Regions from separate parts of the Homo sapiens genome. Here region 1 is linked to region 2. A link is an interaction called in ENCODE POLR2A ChIA-PET data of the cell type or tissue named here. Cell type or tissue: MCF 10A. All regions are shown on one strand. Each heading gives the region's core, and the rest is flanking DNA. Links, peaks and the distances in the headings are about the cores only.

The links. Peaks named below come from ENCODE experiments on the same cell type or tissue, not always from the same donor. Only the 100,000 strongest peaks of a DNase experiment are listed, where the experiment ranks them.
Region 1: POLR2A ChIA-PET joins it to region 2 with 5 read pairs; 2 of 35 experiments call an interaction of 5 or more read pairs at or near these places.

What each region holds. Positions count from the first base shown.
Region 1 is chrX:146,237,663-146,246,340 of GRCh38, forward strand. No RefSeq gene overlaps it. Among named protein-coding and RNA genes, the nearest start is that of MIR891A, 210 kb to the left of the region's middle. In MCF 10A, for the core only: no CTCF peak of the experiment used is centred there; DNase peaks (open chromatin) are centred at 4,429 and 5,629.
Region 2 is chrX:146,324,375-146,333,052 of GRCh38, forward strand. No RefSeq gene overlaps it. Among named protein-coding and RNA genes, the nearest start is that of MIR891A, 300 kb to the left of the region's middle. In MCF 10A, for the core only: no CTCF peak of the experiment used is centred there; no DNase peak of the experiment used is centred there.

The sequences.
Region 1 (8,678 bases), core at 3,191-5,690, 87 kb before region 2:
AAAATTATGACTCCATGGCTGTAGACATAAGTGTTGTCTTGCCTATCTGGCAAATCACGCAACAAGGGAATTTAGGATTTGGGAGGCACTTAGAAGTCATCTCATCTACAGCTCTGATTTTACAAATAAGGAAACCATTGGGCCAGTGTGCCTTTTTAAAATTCACAAGTATTGGTACTCACTTCTTTTTTAGTCTTATTCCTCCTCCTCATCTACAAGAATATTGGACTTTACTTTTCATAAAAATGTGATTTCCTACCAGTTTAATGCTCTTGGTGATAACTATGTAGTTTGGCTAGAGAATGGAATCTCGCGTCAGTGTGCTGGCAAGTTATTCGTTTAGCTATTCCTGAGGGGTCTCATTGCTGTTTCACAGTGATCTTCTTGAATGTAAGTTTGTTCAACAGTTATTCAGCTTCTTTTATTGGGCTGTTATTGTTCTCTCTGAGATGAGTAAGACATGTTCTCTACTTTGAAGAGCTCACTATTTGGGAAGGAGGGTGGACACTCTAAAATGTAACTGCAATTTAAAGTGGCAAGTATTTAAAAAGTGAAATAAATGTAGGGACAGAAATGAGGGAAGAATTAGTTCCACCTGAGATATGAGAGATTGACGGAGAGCGTGTGACATTTGAGTTGGCCCTGGGAGGAGAAGAGGGGTGTGGCAGGTACTTGAGTTTCAGAGGCTTGATGTGTGAGAAGACACTCTAGGCAGGGTAATGACTCAGTCACTCAAGCATACAAGAGCATGACACATTGAGAAAGTGCAAGAGCTATAGCTGAAGTTGAAGCTGTGTGGCTTCAAAGAGGGCTGGGTGGCAGCCCCAAAAATTCAAGTTGGAACAGAATTATTGAGAACCTTATATGGCAGCTGAAGGCATATGGGACTTGTCTTCTATTTATTATTCTATAGGTGGTAGCCATTGACGATGTGTGAGTGAGACACAGTTTAGAAAAACACCTTTTCAGCTTCAGTGTACAGGATGGATTGGATGCAGGGACATCCATGAAAAGACAACCATAAATACATAGTTATCCCTGACCACAGGAATGTAGCCTTACTTTTCTGTATGTGTCTGGCTTTAGTTGGCATTAAACCCTATCTAGAAGATACAGGATATCTATGTGAGTCTGCTTGGGCTGCCGTAACAAAACACCACATATTAGAGGGGTGGCCTAGACAACAGACATTTATTTTCTCTCATTTCTGGAGACTAGAATTCCCAGAAGGAGTCATTGGTTGATTCAGTTCCTAATAAGGCCTCTCTTCCTGGTTTATAGATGTTCTCACATGGCCTCTTCTTTGGTGCAGGTGCAGAGAAGGCGAGAGAGAGAGAGAGAGACAGAGAGAGAGAGAAAGAGAAAGAGAAAGAGAGAGGAGTGAAAGAAATCTCTAGTGTCCCTTCTTCTTCTTATAAAGACATGAGTTCTATTGTATTAACACCCCAGTCTTCTGATCTCATTTAACATAAACTATCTCCATAAAGATTCTATTTCCAAATACAGCCACATTGGGATTTGGGGCATCACATATGAGGTTTTTTTTGGAGGGGAGGGTGAGCACAATTCATTCCATAACAGCAGCTGAGCACCCTTTTTGTCCTGCATAGCAACAATGCACACAAAGTTGTAGAAAGAGCTTTAATGAATAGACACTCTACAATAACTATCATTTCTGCAGATTACAAATGAAATGCAAATATGCCATAGGAAGATTCTAGCTCTGTCCAGCGTCACTAACATGTTATCTTCTTGTTTTTCTTCTGGTAGAGGAAACAGAGACTCCTCCTGTGCCCAAGAGTTCAGAGCACTTGGATCACCTGCCATGCTAATATTTGATCCTGTACTTGGGAAATTTATCCCTCAGCTCTAGGTAACCATTACCTGGTCCTCTGAGCAATCTGTTCCTCTCAAATTCCACCATTGTCCTTCATGTTTTATTATCTTTTATCCTCTTCCCACAACAACCTCTGGACTTCTCCATTTCCCCAAGTCATAGTTTTTTTCCCTCTCCAATCTCCAGACCTTCCTATATGTTCTAAACCAACTTCTTTCATCTGAATGGTACACAGAGCAGGATCCTTCAGCCTCAGCTTTCTTTTTTGCAACCTGATATGGGCTGTGTACTGCGAATGCCGCATCATTTCCCGAACTTCACACCTGAGAGACTAACTGATTAAATGCTTGATGAATGGATGCTAGGAAACATGGCTAATGCCAGCAATGACTGGAACTAGAAATAGGAGTTGTTTATAGACTTTGTCTAGCTCTGTGTCAAATAGACATACTATAAAAATTTCAGCAGAATTTTAGAATTCTGGTTCTGCTTATCCAAAAAATTGTCTTGTGTATCATTTTAATACAAAATTATTCATTGGTCATTACTTACAGATAAGATGGTAATATATGTTGGACAAGCAGTGGTATTTTCACTTGGAAAATAAGATAAAAATACATATTTGTGAAAAAACATCAGGTACAAATGATAACATGCTGTATCTCCAGCCCTTATAACTAACAGTGGCCTGGATATTTGTAGAATTAATGCAAAGATGAGATGATATTTAACATTGATTAATTCAACAAAAATATATTTGTGTACACCTTAGTGTTAATGATTTGCTAAGGGCTGACGGGTCTAGCAGGGGTAAAACCTGCTCGCATGCCCATTTTCCTAGAATACCCCTCGTCTACACCAGGTACTTATGATCTTTGACGCTACAGTTTTGTGAGGGATCCACAGAGGAAGGCAGATAAATTAGCCTAATCCAGAGACAAACTTTGTAAAGAACCATATAGTCCATATTTTAGGCCTTTTGATCTCTCTAGTCTTTGTTGCAAACCCTCAACTCTGCCTTTGTAGCATGAAAAGAAAGCAATAGACAATATGTAAATGAGTGGGTATGGCCATGTTCCAATAAAACTGTATTTATTTATTTAATTAATTTATAATTTCAACTTTTCTTTTAGATTCAGAGGTTATATGTGCAGGTCTGTTACATGGGTATATTGTGTGATGCTGGCGTTTGGGGTATGACTTATCCCATCACCCAGGTAGTCAGCATAGTTTTTCAACCCTTGCCCTCCTCCCTCCCTATCCCCTTTAATAGTCCCCGGTGTTTATTGTTCCCATCGTTGTGTCCATGTATAATCAATATCTAGTTCCCACTTATAAGTGAGAACATGCAGTGTTTGGTCTTCTGTTTCTGCATTAATTCACTTAGGATAATGGCCTCCAGCTGCCTTCTTGTTGCTGCAAATGACATGATTTCATTCCTTTTTATTGCTGTGTAGTGTTCCATGATGTATATGTACCACGTTTTCTTAATCCATCCTCCACTGATGGACACCAAGGTGGATTCCATATCTTTACTATGGTTAACAGTGCTGTGATGAACACATGCATGCATGTGGCATTTTGTAAAATGACTTATTTTCCTTTGGTTATATACCCAGTAATGGGATTTCTGAGCAATAAAGCTTTATTGACAAAAACATTTAGGCTAGATTAGGCCCATGGCCTGTTTGCCAGTCTCTGGAATTAATATGGGAGCTACTGGGGTGAAAGTCAGGTCACCTTCATACACAAAAAAATTGTAGAATTTGGGAACTGAATGGACTCTACAGACATTGCTCTTTGTTGTTCTCAGATAGCAAAATCCCAACCCTGGTAAATCCAGCCCTACTTATCTATTGCAGTATGTGAACACAAATTGAGAAAAGCAAAGGATCATGCTGACAGATTTCCATTTAAATTCAAGTGAGTCCTTAGCGCTACCCAGAAATCCTACTTATTTACCTGACATACTCATTATCCCTCTCCCCCAGAAGTCTTTTCTATGTCTTACCTTTCTCACCTGGACTCCATCACCTCTGTTGCAGCAATAAAGGTGTGTACCTGAATGTCCCCACGGAAAAAATCTGCAATTCAGCTGCAGGGAGTGCAACTAACTGACAGCCTACAACCATTAGCTCCTTGAGGAAATGCCTCAGCTTTCCAGGTGGGGCCACACGCTTCCTATGTAATCATTAGCCGATGACTGGATACACTGGAGGTGCAAGGACCTGGCCATTTTGGCCAAGGTGGAACTCCTCTAAATTTTTCTCTTTGCCCTGGAGAACTGTTTTGGGTTGCCAAAAATTTTTCAAATCTTATCACTGCCTGAGGTTTTCCCTACCTGATGCTGTTTACTCCACACATCCTTTTCACTGTCCAAACATGCAGCCTCCTTTTAGACAGAAATATAATATGCAACGTGCAAAAACATTAAAAGCTGACTTATTTTTTTTCTGGTCTCTGCATTTAAAAAATGTGTTTTGGCAAAGGATTAAAAAATAATGTTTTATCTAGTTAAAGAAGAGCACTGAGTCATCGTGCAGCTAGTGGTTGCTGATGACTAGCTAGATTCTCTGCAAACCTCCCATTGCACCATAAGCTTTGAGCCCTTCTCCCTGGAGACTAAGGCAGCAGCTCCAACACCAAAGAGCCTCACTGACCAAAAGATAACAAGATGTGAAAAGGACTGACAGCTATTTCTCCACACTATTCAGAATAATATTGGAGTCTGTACCTTCCTATAGGGCTCTCTGTCTCCCCAGTGACTATGCCACGGAAATGTATTTATTGCATTTTACTCTTTAGACTTGAATTTATAATACAAGAAAAAATTTTGCAAGAGAAGCATAGGGCTCAAATCGTTATTTTGGCTTGCTGTTGATTGTACGGGTACAACATCAACTGGCTGATTGTCATCTAATATTTATATGTCTTGTGTGTATAGTGCTTTGCAGTTGAGAGAATTCGCCCTCCACTATTGCATGTGAATCTTCTAACAATCTTGTGAGGGGAAAAGGACAGACATTGTTTGTGTTTTACATATATGCACAATGAGGTTCATAGAGGTTGGGTATAATTATCTATCTCTTACAAATAAGGACAATGAACTTCATAGAGGTTATGTGCTTCTTTCAGTGTCACAAAGCAAGAAAATGCAAAAGCTGTCACTAAATCCTAAGATTTTCAAGTCTCACTGAGACTCATTCTACTGCATTACATGCCTTGAGAGATATTACTCTGACAAAATACAAGAAGACATCCGTGATTTCAGTCCGAGCTTTTGTCAAATATTTCTTGTGCATAATAACAAATATGGAATATTTGCTTCCTTATTCTATTTACATGAGATGCAAAAAACAATAAATTGTTCAATAATGAAAACTGCTTTGAAGTATTACTTGCGTGTTCTGCTTAAGTGTTAAAAGCTGACTGTTGTTTATATTCGCTAAGAGCCTATTTTTTTATAGTAAGAGATTTATTGGCTGGAACTAACTGCACAGTTGTGGGACTGGCTAGTCAAGTCCAAAATCCATAGATGCAGTTTGCCAGAAAAAGAAGGCTAGAACTCTTACACCTGGGCTAAAGCTGCTGCCCACCATGGAGATTTCTTCCTCTGTGAAGCCTCAGCTCTGTTCTTTAGGCCTTTTGACAGGTTGAATCAGGCGCACCCAGATAATCTAGTATATAGCTGTATTTTTGTGAAAGACTAATTCGATTGTGACTCATAGTGAAAGTTTAGTGGACACAATGACTCAGAAATGAAAGAAACAAGTGAATTATGTGCCAGTGTCATTTGGCTATCAACCAGCATGCTGAACTACAGGACTCAGATGCATCAGTAAGTCACTGACCATACATGACTGTTGAAAACATGTCAAATGATTTTTTTTTGGCTCAAGGAAACAAATGAAATTGCTCAGTTACGCAAGTTTTTTTTTCTTTTGTAGCTCTCCAATTAAGCAGAATACATTCATTAAAATTAGAAAGTTGAATTTAGAATAACTTAGGCTGCTGGAATTTTTAAATGGGTATTTATACTTATCATATTAAAAAGAAATAAGAGATATAAAGCTTATGAAAATATGATTTAATATACTTTATTCAAGAGAAGAAATTTGGAAAGAAAATACATGTATTTTAATTTGTTTTTATGAAAGCAATGTGTAGATACCATCTTGTCATAAAAATAATTTCAAATAATGCAGACTATAGGACAAAATGGAAACTTTGCCTTTAATTTTGCCTTCCTTTCCCAGAAACAACCACTGTGAACAATTTTACGGATATCTTTCTAGCCCTGTTTTGTACAAATATACCTTTTTATATAAATTGGACTTTGCAGTGTGTATTATTCAAACACTCTCTTATTTTCACTAAATGTTGTATATTAGACATTGTTCTATGTCAGTGTATACATCATCCTCTTTAAATATATCATTTTAATGTATAGTATGGTTGTTACTGCAACTTATTTGCCCACTATCCAATTAATACGCATTTAAGTTCTCTTTCAACAATGATATGGTGCACATTTTTGTCTGTGCCTCATTGTTCACATAAGGATAAATACTCAGAAACCAAACCGTGTGTTTGAAGAATCTGTGCATTTACAACTCATGTCAATTGAGAGAAGGGGCAGAGCAAAATGGCCAAATAGAAGCGTCCACCAATCATCCTCCACAGAGGACCACCAAACTGAACAACTATTCACACTCAAAAGCGCCCTTCTTAAAAACCAGAAAATTAGGTGAATTATCACAGTACATGGCTTTCACATCATAGCAAGGAAAGAGGCACTGGAGAGGATAGGAAAGACGGTCTTGAGTTACCGAATCCACCCTTCTCCCGTCCTGAGGCAGCAGCCACATAACATGAAGAGAGAATCTGTGCATTTGGGAGATGGAGAGCACAGTGATTGTGTGACTTTGCATTGAAACTCTCTGCTTTCCCCATCACGGTGAAAGCAACACCAGGCAGAACTCAGCTGGTGCTCATGAAGGGAGCATTTAGACCAACCCTAGCCAGATAGGAATCACTCATCCCAGCAGTCAGAACCTGTGAACTAAAGTGCTCTGTGGTTCTAAATAAACCTGAACTTCAGTCTAGGTCACAGGATTGTAATTCCTGGGTAAGTCATGGAGCTGTGCTGGGCTCAAAACCAGTGGAAGTGGGGTGCATTCAACCTAGTGAGACATCAGCTGGGGCAGCCAAAGGAGTGCTTCTCCACCCCTCCCTGAACTCCAAGCAGCATAACTCTGCTGAGGTGAGAGTCCCCTTCCTCTTGCTTGTGGAGAAGGGAGGGAAGACTAGAGGACTTTGTCTTGCACCTTGTATGTCAGCTCAGCCATAGTAGGGTAGGGCACCAGGCAGAGTCCTGAGCCCTAGCTTTTGATTGACATTTCTAGATATACTCTGAGCCAGATGGGAACCCACTGCATTGAAGGGAAGAACCCAGTACTGGCAGGACTCATCACCTGCTGATTAAAGAGCCCTTCAGCCCTGAATAGTGACCTTTGGTAGCCAGGCAGTACTTACTGTGGGCCTCAGATGAGACTAGAAGACATGCTCGCTTCAGATGTGAGTAAGCACATTCCCTGTTGTGGTGGCTACAGAAGAGAGACACCTTATGCTTGAGAAAAGGAAAATAAAGAGTAAAGAGGACTTTGTCTTGCAGCTTAGGCATCAGCTTCGCCATAGTAGGGCAGAGCACCAAGTGGGTTCTTGGGGTCACCAGTTCCAGGCCTATGGCTCTTAGAAGGCATTTCTGGACCTTCACTGGGGCAGAGGTGAGCACACTTCCCTGAAGTGAGAGTCCAAGGCCTGCCAGCATTCACCACAAGCTTACTAAAGAGCCCTTGGGAATTAAGCGGACATCAGCGGTAGCCAGGCAGTACATCCCCATGGTTGTGGCCATGGGGAGAGACTCCTCTGCTCGTGGAAAGAGAGGAAGAGAGGAAAAGGCTTTGTCTTGTGGTTTGGGTGGCAGTTCAGCCACAGTAGAATAGAGTACCAGGTGGATACCTAAGGTTTCTATCTCCAAGCTTTGACTCCCAGACAGCAACTTTGGACCCAGTCAGGGCCAGGGGAGACTTGTCACCCAAAGGGAAGGGCACAAGTCTGGCTGGCTTTGCTGCCTGCAGATTATATAGCCATAAGGCCTTCAGCAAACACAAGCAGTAGCCATGCAGTAGTTACCATAGGCCTTGGGTAGGACCAAGTGCTGTACTGGCTTCAGGTCTGACCCAGCAAAGTCACAGTGATGGTGGCCACAGGCCTGCTTCAGTCACTCCTCCGCCAAACTCTAGGGAACTCAGCAGAGAGAGAGACTCTGTTTGGGGGATAGTAAGGGAAGAAAACAAGAGTCTCTGCCTGGTAATCCAGAGAATTCTTATGGACCTTATCTAAGACCACCGAGGTGGTACCTCTATGAGTGTACAAGATCCTCACTGCTTTTGGGCTTGGGGTGTCCTCTAATGAAGATATGGTCGCATTGACCAAAAACTTAGATCACAACACCCAAGTTTCTTGAAATACCTCAAAAGCCTTCACAAGAAGGACATGTACACACAAGCCGACTGCAAAGACTACAATAAATATGTAACTCTTCAATGCACAGACATTGATCAACATCCACAAGAATCAAGACCATACAGGAAAACATGATCTTACAAAAAAACCAAACAAACAACTAAATAAGGCACCAGGGACCAATCCTGGAGATACACAGATATGTGACCTTTCAGACAGGGAATTCAAAATAGTGGTCTTGAGGAAACTCAAATAAATTGAAGATAACATAGAGAAGGAATTCAGAATTCTATCAGATGCATTCAACAAAGAG
Region 2 (8,678 bases), core at 3,679-6,178:
CTATATACCTACTAGAATGTCTAAGGTTAAAATGACTGAGCATACTAAGTATTAGCAAGGATGTAGAGAAATGGAAAGGCTTATCAACTGCTTAGTAGGAATTTAAACTGGGACGACCACTTTGAAAACAGTTTGTCTCTTAAAAAGTTCCGCAACTATTTACAATGTGACCTAGCCATTTCTTTGTGAGGCATTTATGTAAGATAAAGCATATGTCCATATAAAGACTTTTACACAAAAGTTCATAGGTGTTTCACTTGTAATACCCCCAAATTAGAATCAAACCAAATGGCTATGAAGAGATCGCTAACAACTAAATGTTTGCGTTCCCCCAAAATTCATATGTGAGCATCCTAACCCCTAATGTGATGATATAAGAAGGGGGAGCTTGGCCGGGCGCGGTGGCTCACGCCTGTAATCCCAGCACTTTGCGAGGCTGAGGCGGGCGGATCACGAGGTCAGGAGATCAAGACCATCCTGGCTAACACAGTGAAACCCCATCTAACTAAAAATACAAAAAAATTAGCCGGGCGTGGTGGCGGGCGCCTGTAGTCCCAGCTACTCGGGAGGCTGAGGCAGGAAAATGGCGTGAACCCGGGAGGCGGAGCTTGCAGTGAGCCGAGATTGCGCCACTGCACTCCAGCCTGGGCCACAGAGCAAGACTCCGTCTCAAACAAAACAAAACAAAGCAAAACAAAACAAACAAAAAAATACGAAAAAAAAAAACGAAGGTGGAGAGCTTTTAAGAGGTAATTAGATCATAAAGGTGGAGACCCCGTAAATGAGATTAATTCCTTTAGAAAAGAGAATCCAGAGAGTTTCTCTGGATTCTCTTTTCTGCTATGTGAGAATACAATGAAAATTTGCAACCTGGAAGAGAGCAGCCCTCTTCAGAACATAATAATGCTGGCACCCTGCTCTCAGACTTCAGCTTCCAGAACTGTGAAAAAATAAATTTCTGTTGTTTATAAATCACTTCGTCTATCTATTCTGTTATAGCAGTTGGAACTAAAATAGGGATGAACAAATAAATATATTTTGGTGCATTCATACAGTAGAATTCTATTCAGCAATATAAAGAAACGAACTGTTGGATGTAACAACATGGGTAAATCAAAGCGTAATTATGTTGAGTGAGAGAAGCCAGATAAGAAAGTATCTGCTTTATGATGACATTTATATAAAACTTTAAAAATACAAATACTCTCTCATGACAGAAAGCAAATAAGTAATTGCCTAGGGGCTGAAAGTAGAGGTGGGCAGGGGTGGGAGAGAGAGATTACAAAAGGGCTTATGGAAATTTTGGGGGAGTGATGGTTATGTTCATTATGTGGATCAATCATAGGCGATGGTTTCAAAGATGTACAGATGTCAAATCTCATTAAATTTTACACTCTGTATACGTGTAATTCATTATATATCAAATAAACCTCAATTTAAAAAGCAGAAATCAGTTTATTTGTAAAGTGCAATAGGCAGGCATCTGACAAATATTAATTTTTTTTAAAAAAATTGAGAATCAAGGGTTTTATTGTGTCATCATGATCTGAACTAATGCTTGTCAGAGAGGAACTCTAACTCAAGTTTTCTGACTCCACATTCCGTTTTCTGTCCCCTAAATCTCCTGGTCTCAGGGCTACCTTCAATGACAGATAAATATAATTGTTTTAAATTGATAATAGCTTCATATCTACATGATAATTTTAATAGTCTGTATCAATATTTCTTTTATTTTTTTTGGATAATTTCAACTATTAGATTCGGGGGTACATGTGCAGGTTTATTATATGGATATATTTCATGATGCTGAGGTTTGGGATACAAATGATCCCATAACCCAGGTGTGGCTATAGTAAACAAGTTAGTTTTTCAACCCTTGGCTCCTTCCCTCCCTTCTCCCTCGAGTAGTCTCTGGTGTTTATTGTTTCTATCTTTATGTCCACGAATACCCAGTGTTTAACTCCTACTTATAAGTGAGAGAATGTGGTATTTGGTTTTCTGTTTCTGCATTGATTTACTTAGGATAATGTTCTTCAGCGGCACCCATGTTCTTTTTTATGGCCGTGTAGTATTCCATGGTGTGTATGTACCATATTTTATTTATCCAATCCACCCTTGATGGGCACCTGGTTTCATTCCATGTCTTTGCTATTGTGAATAGTGCTGCAATGAACATATGCATGCGTTTGTCTTGGTGATGGAAGATTTTATATTCCTTTGGGTATTTACTCAGTGATGGGATTGCTGGGTTGAGTGGTAGTTCTGTTTATAGCTCTTTGTGGAATTGTCATACTGTTATCCACAATGGTTGAACTAATTTACACTCCCACCAATAATGTACAAGTGTTCCTTTTTCTCTGCAACCTTGCCAATATCTATTATTTTTTGACTTTTAATAATAGCCATTCAGACTTGTGTGAGATGATATTTCCTTATGGTTTTGATTTGCATTTCTCTGGTAATTAGTGATGTTGAGCAGAATATAGCACATTTTTTAAAGAAACAATTTAAATGGTTTTGTGATGTTCTACTGAGTCATTTTAACTGACTGGAATTTTCCTCAAATATTTTTTAATAAGGCAGATATAAAAATAAGTGAACAAATAAACATAAGCATTAAAGATTTCAATGTTAAAACTGAAATTAAACTTCAAATAAGCTATCAATTCAGGGAAGTGATTCCTTAGGGGTTTTGCTGTTTCCCATTGAAGTAAGTAGTTGTTTGGCTAAATTAATCAGTTGGCTTGGTACCATACGGACCATCCTTTCTCACAGTATGGTCTACAGACCAGCACTGTGGACATCATTGTGTGATTGTTAGAAATGCAGTACCTTAGGCCCCACCCAATATCTATGGTATCAAAATCTCTATTTTGATAAGGTCCCACAGTGATTCATATGCACTTTAAAGTTTGAGAAGCCTAGGTATAGATCTCATTTTAAGAAACCTTGCCCAGTGGTAATAAGAAGGGGCTGCTTGTACACCTTACAGCTTCCTCATTATATTTTCCCTAACAAGTGATCTGATTTCTGAAGGAGGTGGAACATAGCAGATCTTCATAAAGTAAAGTAGCTTCCCTCATACTGTTTATTTGTAGGTCAACCACTGCCTCGTTTGTGATATTTCAACAGCACTGGGATGCTCCCCTGGATTTACGAAAGGTAATTTTTTTCATTTATTGTCATTTCTCTCATTGCACCCTGTCCTTATATATTATAGCACTTAATTGGTTTATAATGGTATGTTTATTTAGCTGCTTCCTTATTTCATGCATGCCTTCTCTACACTTTAAAGCCCATAAAAGCAGAAATAATTTCCACTTTGCTGTTCAATTCCTAGCACACAAATAAGTGCACAATAAGTATTTGTTGACTTTCTTTGTTTTAAATTATTCATTGATATATAAACTACATACAGAAAAATTCACAAATCATGAATGTACAACTCCATGAATTATTACAGCGTGATCACATATATGTAAACGTGCTCAGGTCGAGATATAGAATATTGCTGGCACCTCGGAAGCCTCTTATATCCCCTCCTGATTACGTCTCCTCTTTCATCCCCCCACAGAAATATTTGCATGACTTGTGTTTCTTACCTTTGAACTTCATATATATGGAGTCAAGCAATTTATCTTATTTTGGTCCTGCCTTTCTTTCATGCGATGTTGTTTTGGGGCTCTTCCACATTGTTTTATGAAGCAGTAGGTCATTAATTTTCATTGTTGTGCAGTATTACATTGTATGGCTAAACCATAATATAGATGTCCATTGTGGTGATGATGGACATAAAATTTATTTTTCAGTTTTGGGGTATTATGAACAATGTTGCTATGAAAATACTTGAACGTGTCTTTGTGCAAATATTGATGCATTTTTTTTGTTGGGGTTATACTCCAGGGTAGAATTGCTGGGTCATATTTTCAACTGTAGTGGATAATGCCCATTTTCCAACGTGGTTGTATCAACTAGCATTCCCAATAGCTGTTTATGAAGTTTTCCTTTGCTTTACACATTTCATAGCACTTGAAATTGTCAGATTTTAAAATTTTGAGCCATTCTTATGGGTTTGTAATACATTTCCTTTTGGTTTTAATTTTTATTCACCTTATTGCTGATAAGGTTGGGAACCTTTTGATGTTTTTGGTCATTTGTATATTCTCTTTGGTTTTCTCAAGACTTCTGTTCATTTTTCTGTTGAGCTGTTTTTTAATTATTAATTTGCAGGTATTATTTACATATCCGGGTGCAAGATCATTGTCATCGTTTGTGTTTCAGTTTTATGTTGTCATTCTGTTGCTTGGTACTTTATTTTAAAATGGCTGGTTGAAGAAATCACATTGGCAGCTGGATGAAGTGGCTCATGCCTGTAATCCTAGTACTTTGGGAGGCTGAGGTGGGAGGATTGCCTGAGCTCAGGGGTTCGAGACCATCCTGGGCAACATGATGAAACCCTGTGACTACCAAAATACCAAAAATTAGCCAGGCTTGGTGGCGTACGCCTGTAACCTACGTTACTCAGGAGGCTGAGGCATGAGAATTGCTTTAACTCGGGACCTGAGAATGCGCCGCTGTGAAACTGTCTCAAAAAGAAAAAAAATAATAAATAAATAAATCACATTGTTTTACTCTCACCAGACTTTTCTATTGAGGTGTGGCTTTTAAAAATGGCATACCCTTTTTTAATTCTCTAATGCAGAGGGCTTTCTGGTATCACATTGTTTGTATTAGGAGGGTATGATGGTATATAAGTAGATAATTTTGTATTATATTATAATTGATGGGTTGTCCATTCAGACACAGAATGTGATATAAATTTGGCCTGTTTTGCCTATTATTGAAGCAGCTTCATTGTCTGGGGTAAATACGAAGGTTCTTGGTCTCACGGCCAAGGAGATTGAGGTCATGGACACACACACAGACAAAGTGAGTTTGGAGTGGGAGTTTATATAGGCAAAATGAAAGTACAGCTCTCCCTCACAGAGAGGGGTCCTGAGCAGGTTGCCAAGTAGTAGTAACAATGTCAGGGTTTTTATAAATGGGCTAGTGAGGAGGGGATTAGCGAGGAGGGGAGGTCTTATCCTCCTAGGGCACGATGATTCAGCTGGGACCAGGTGTGCTATCTGTATAGAGCAGAGTTTTTAATCATCTCTCACCCCATTACTGGACCATGTAGGCTGACTTTTAGTCTGTGTTTCTTTGTCTAGCTTATCTGGGAGGGAGAGTTTCCATGTCTATTCCCATACATCTTCTTGTAGCTGCAGACATCCCCCTGCCCCCCAGTCTGCTTTTAGTTTCCCTATCTTAGTGGCCTAAAGGGAAGGGAATGTACTTATTAAGACCCACTGTTTTACTGGGCCCATTGTATAAGTATGAAGTTGGGCGATTACCCAGGAGACTCTTCCCACCCCCACTTCTGTGTGGAGCTGTCTTATCTCTGCCTGCTCTTTCAGGCAGCTTGTTGTTAGAAGTGATTTCTTTGAACTGCATGAGGTTAAAAAGGGAGCTATTTTTGAGCTGCTTTTTGTTACAAGGAAAGTTTTCTGCTGGGGACTCGCTTTACCTTAACTGTCTACCTAAATAATTTCTTTCTATTTCCTATAACATTATGGTTTCACACATCACTTTTGTTTGCATAAAACCATACACCATAAAATAGGTTTAAACACTGAAGAACCAGTGTTATGACACTGTGTTTAGCTTTATACATCACATGTAACATAATATGAATGTATACCATTGTTTGTATTTTATCCATGCACGACTTCATGAGTCAGTCCCTATTCCATGTAAAATTCAGAGTTGCACAGTATGGCATTGCATTTTTTTTTTTTTTTGACAGAATATTGCTCTGTTGCCCAGGCTGGAGTGCAGTGGTGAGATCTCGGCTCACTGGCAGCTCCACCTCCTGGGTTCCCATCATTCTCCTGCCTCAGCCTGCCAAGTAGCTGGGACTACAGGCGCCCGCCACCACGCCTGGCTAATTTTTTTTTTTTTTTGTATTTTTAGTAGAGACCGGGTTTCACTGTGTTAGCCAGGATGGTCTCGATCTCCTGACCTTGTGATCTGCCTGCCTCGGCCTCCCAAAGTGCTGGGATTACAGGCGTGAGCCACTGCGCCCGGCCGGCATTGCATTCTTAAAATAGAAGCAGTTTGGAAGAGAATGCTGAGACACCGTGGTTAGGAGGTTTTGAGAAGACTAGGTCTTTCTACCTTTCTTTTCTTTTCTTCTTATTAGCTAATGACCTTGGTAAAATATTATTGTATTAATTTTTTTTTTTTTTGAGACAGAGTTTCGCTCTTGTTGCCCAGACTGGAGTGCAATGGTGCGATCTCGGCTCACCACAAACTCCGACTCCCAGGTTCAAGCAATTCTCCTGCCTCAGCCTCCCGAGTAGCTGGGATTACAGGCATGTGCCACCGCGCCCGGCTAATTTTGTATTTTTAGTAGAGACAGGGTTTCTCCAAGTTGGTCAGGCTGCTCGCGAACTCCCGACCTCAGGTGATCCACCCTCCTTGGCCTCCCAAAGTGCTGGGATTACAGGCGTGAGCCACCGCGCCCGGCGCTTAATGTATTAATTTTTGCTATGCAAAGTGTGGTCCATGGACCAGAAACATCAGCATCACCTGAACTCTTGTTAGAAATGTGTAATTTTCAGTTGTGTAGACTAACACTTCAATGTTTCCGCCTTCACATTTCTGACAGGCTTGCAGTGAGAATGCTGAAGATCCTGAATAAGATTGCAAATGGTGGTTCCGATTCCCTCTCCCTCTTATGACCTTTAGAAAATTGTATAGTTCCAGGTGCATTTTATTACCTAGTATGGAAAAAATGGGTCTCCTGCTCAAGGGTGGGGTGGGGGTTGACACGGAGTGAGTTTCCATTGACTATTCTTCGTAATTTTCTTTAAGAAGGAAATAAACCAAATTCACTAAGAACATTCTCTGGATACTTTATGGTTATATGTTATGCAGAATAAAACCATTAAGTACACTTTATCTTTTTAAACACAATGTGTGAAAATGAATTTGCAGTTTCATGAATGCTTTGTCTTATAACTTCAATGGGATTTCATGTGGAAGTGTCTTCCCAAGTTCACTTTTCGTAATTCTGTTTTTGAATATGTATTGGGAAATACTTTAAGCCTATATATGTCATAAAAATAATAGCTGAAGTAGCCCTTTGGGGAAACTTCATAATATTGGTATTGCTATTTTAGTGCATTCATAATTAAATGGGAGAGCAGGAGAGCCATGAGTTTGTGTTTCTTATTATACAAAATCTGCTGATATAATGGAATATGTTATGGCCACTATATGTTGTAACAACATAATAGTGTCGTGTTGTTGACACTAATAGGAAAAGTGTCTTTGCATTATAGGTGACTGTACTCTCAGAAAATAAACCAGAGAGATCAATGAAGCACAGACTTCTTTTTCCATTTTTATTTGAAGAGTTATTCCCCTGAGAAAGTAACACTTTTAGGTTATTTGTGCTTGGTGTTATAAAAGAAGACTTGATTCGTGATTGGAAGACAAGGGTCAAAAACCAGTTTTGTGGCTGGGCACGATGGCTCACGCCTGTAATCCCAGCAGTTTGGAAGGTAGACGCAAGTGGATCACCTTAGGTCAGGAGATCCAGACCAGCCTGGCCAACATGGTGAAACCTTGTCCTACTAAAAATACAAAAAAATTAGCCGAGCATGATGGCGGGTGCCTATGACCCCATCTACTTGGGAGGCTGAGGCAGGGGAATCGCTTGAACCTGGGAGGCGGAAGTTGCAGTGAGCCGGGATGGCGCTGCTTCACTCCAGCCTGGGTGAAAGAGCAAAACTCCATCTCAGACAAAACCAAGAACAACAACTACAACAACAAAAAACAGTTTTGTTACTATGCTGGCTTAGGCAAGTCACTTCCTCCCATCAGGCAAAAAAGGAGCTTTAGGAAATGCCCTTCAAGTTCTCTTTGTACTATAGAAGTTAAAACACTTCAGGCAAAATTGAGGGAATACAATAAGAAATCAGAGAAGAATCCTCATTTTTGATTCAAGTAAATCTTAAGATGAGTTTAACTACAGAATGATGAAACTTCAGCAGAAAATTAGTGAATTATGTAACTGCAAAAATTAGTATGAGTTTATAATGAAGGTGTAAAATGAGATATTCAACAGTCCAGACATGAGGAAATGGTGTGATGGATGACTATTTCAAGTGAAAGCTATGACTGATTATTATCCCAAACTATATTGCAGCAGCTGATACTATTGTTAGAAATGCTTGTTCCCCAGTGCTGTAAAGAAATAGCACTTGAACATAAATTTAATTTCCTCAGCAAGGCCATTTTTACTTTCTGCAGAAAGGGTACACTTGCCAGCAGTTTTGCCATGAAAGTACACTGAACAAAGGAGACAGGGTCATTTATAACCTGACACGTCCACCCTACTGCTGCGTCTGGTTTCCGCTGGCTGGAACTGGACCTCACATTCTGTATTTGTCCCGATTGGCTAGCAAGTTAGAACTTTTTAAAAGCGTCGAAGTCAGAGGAGAGCAAAGGAAGGAGGAAGTAACTTGTGGAATGCTGAGAAAGGTAAAAACACCTTCAAATAAGGAAGAGGAACAGGCTATGACCTAATGCTTGCTTGGACCAGTATAAGCATGTCAGGGCAAATATCTAGG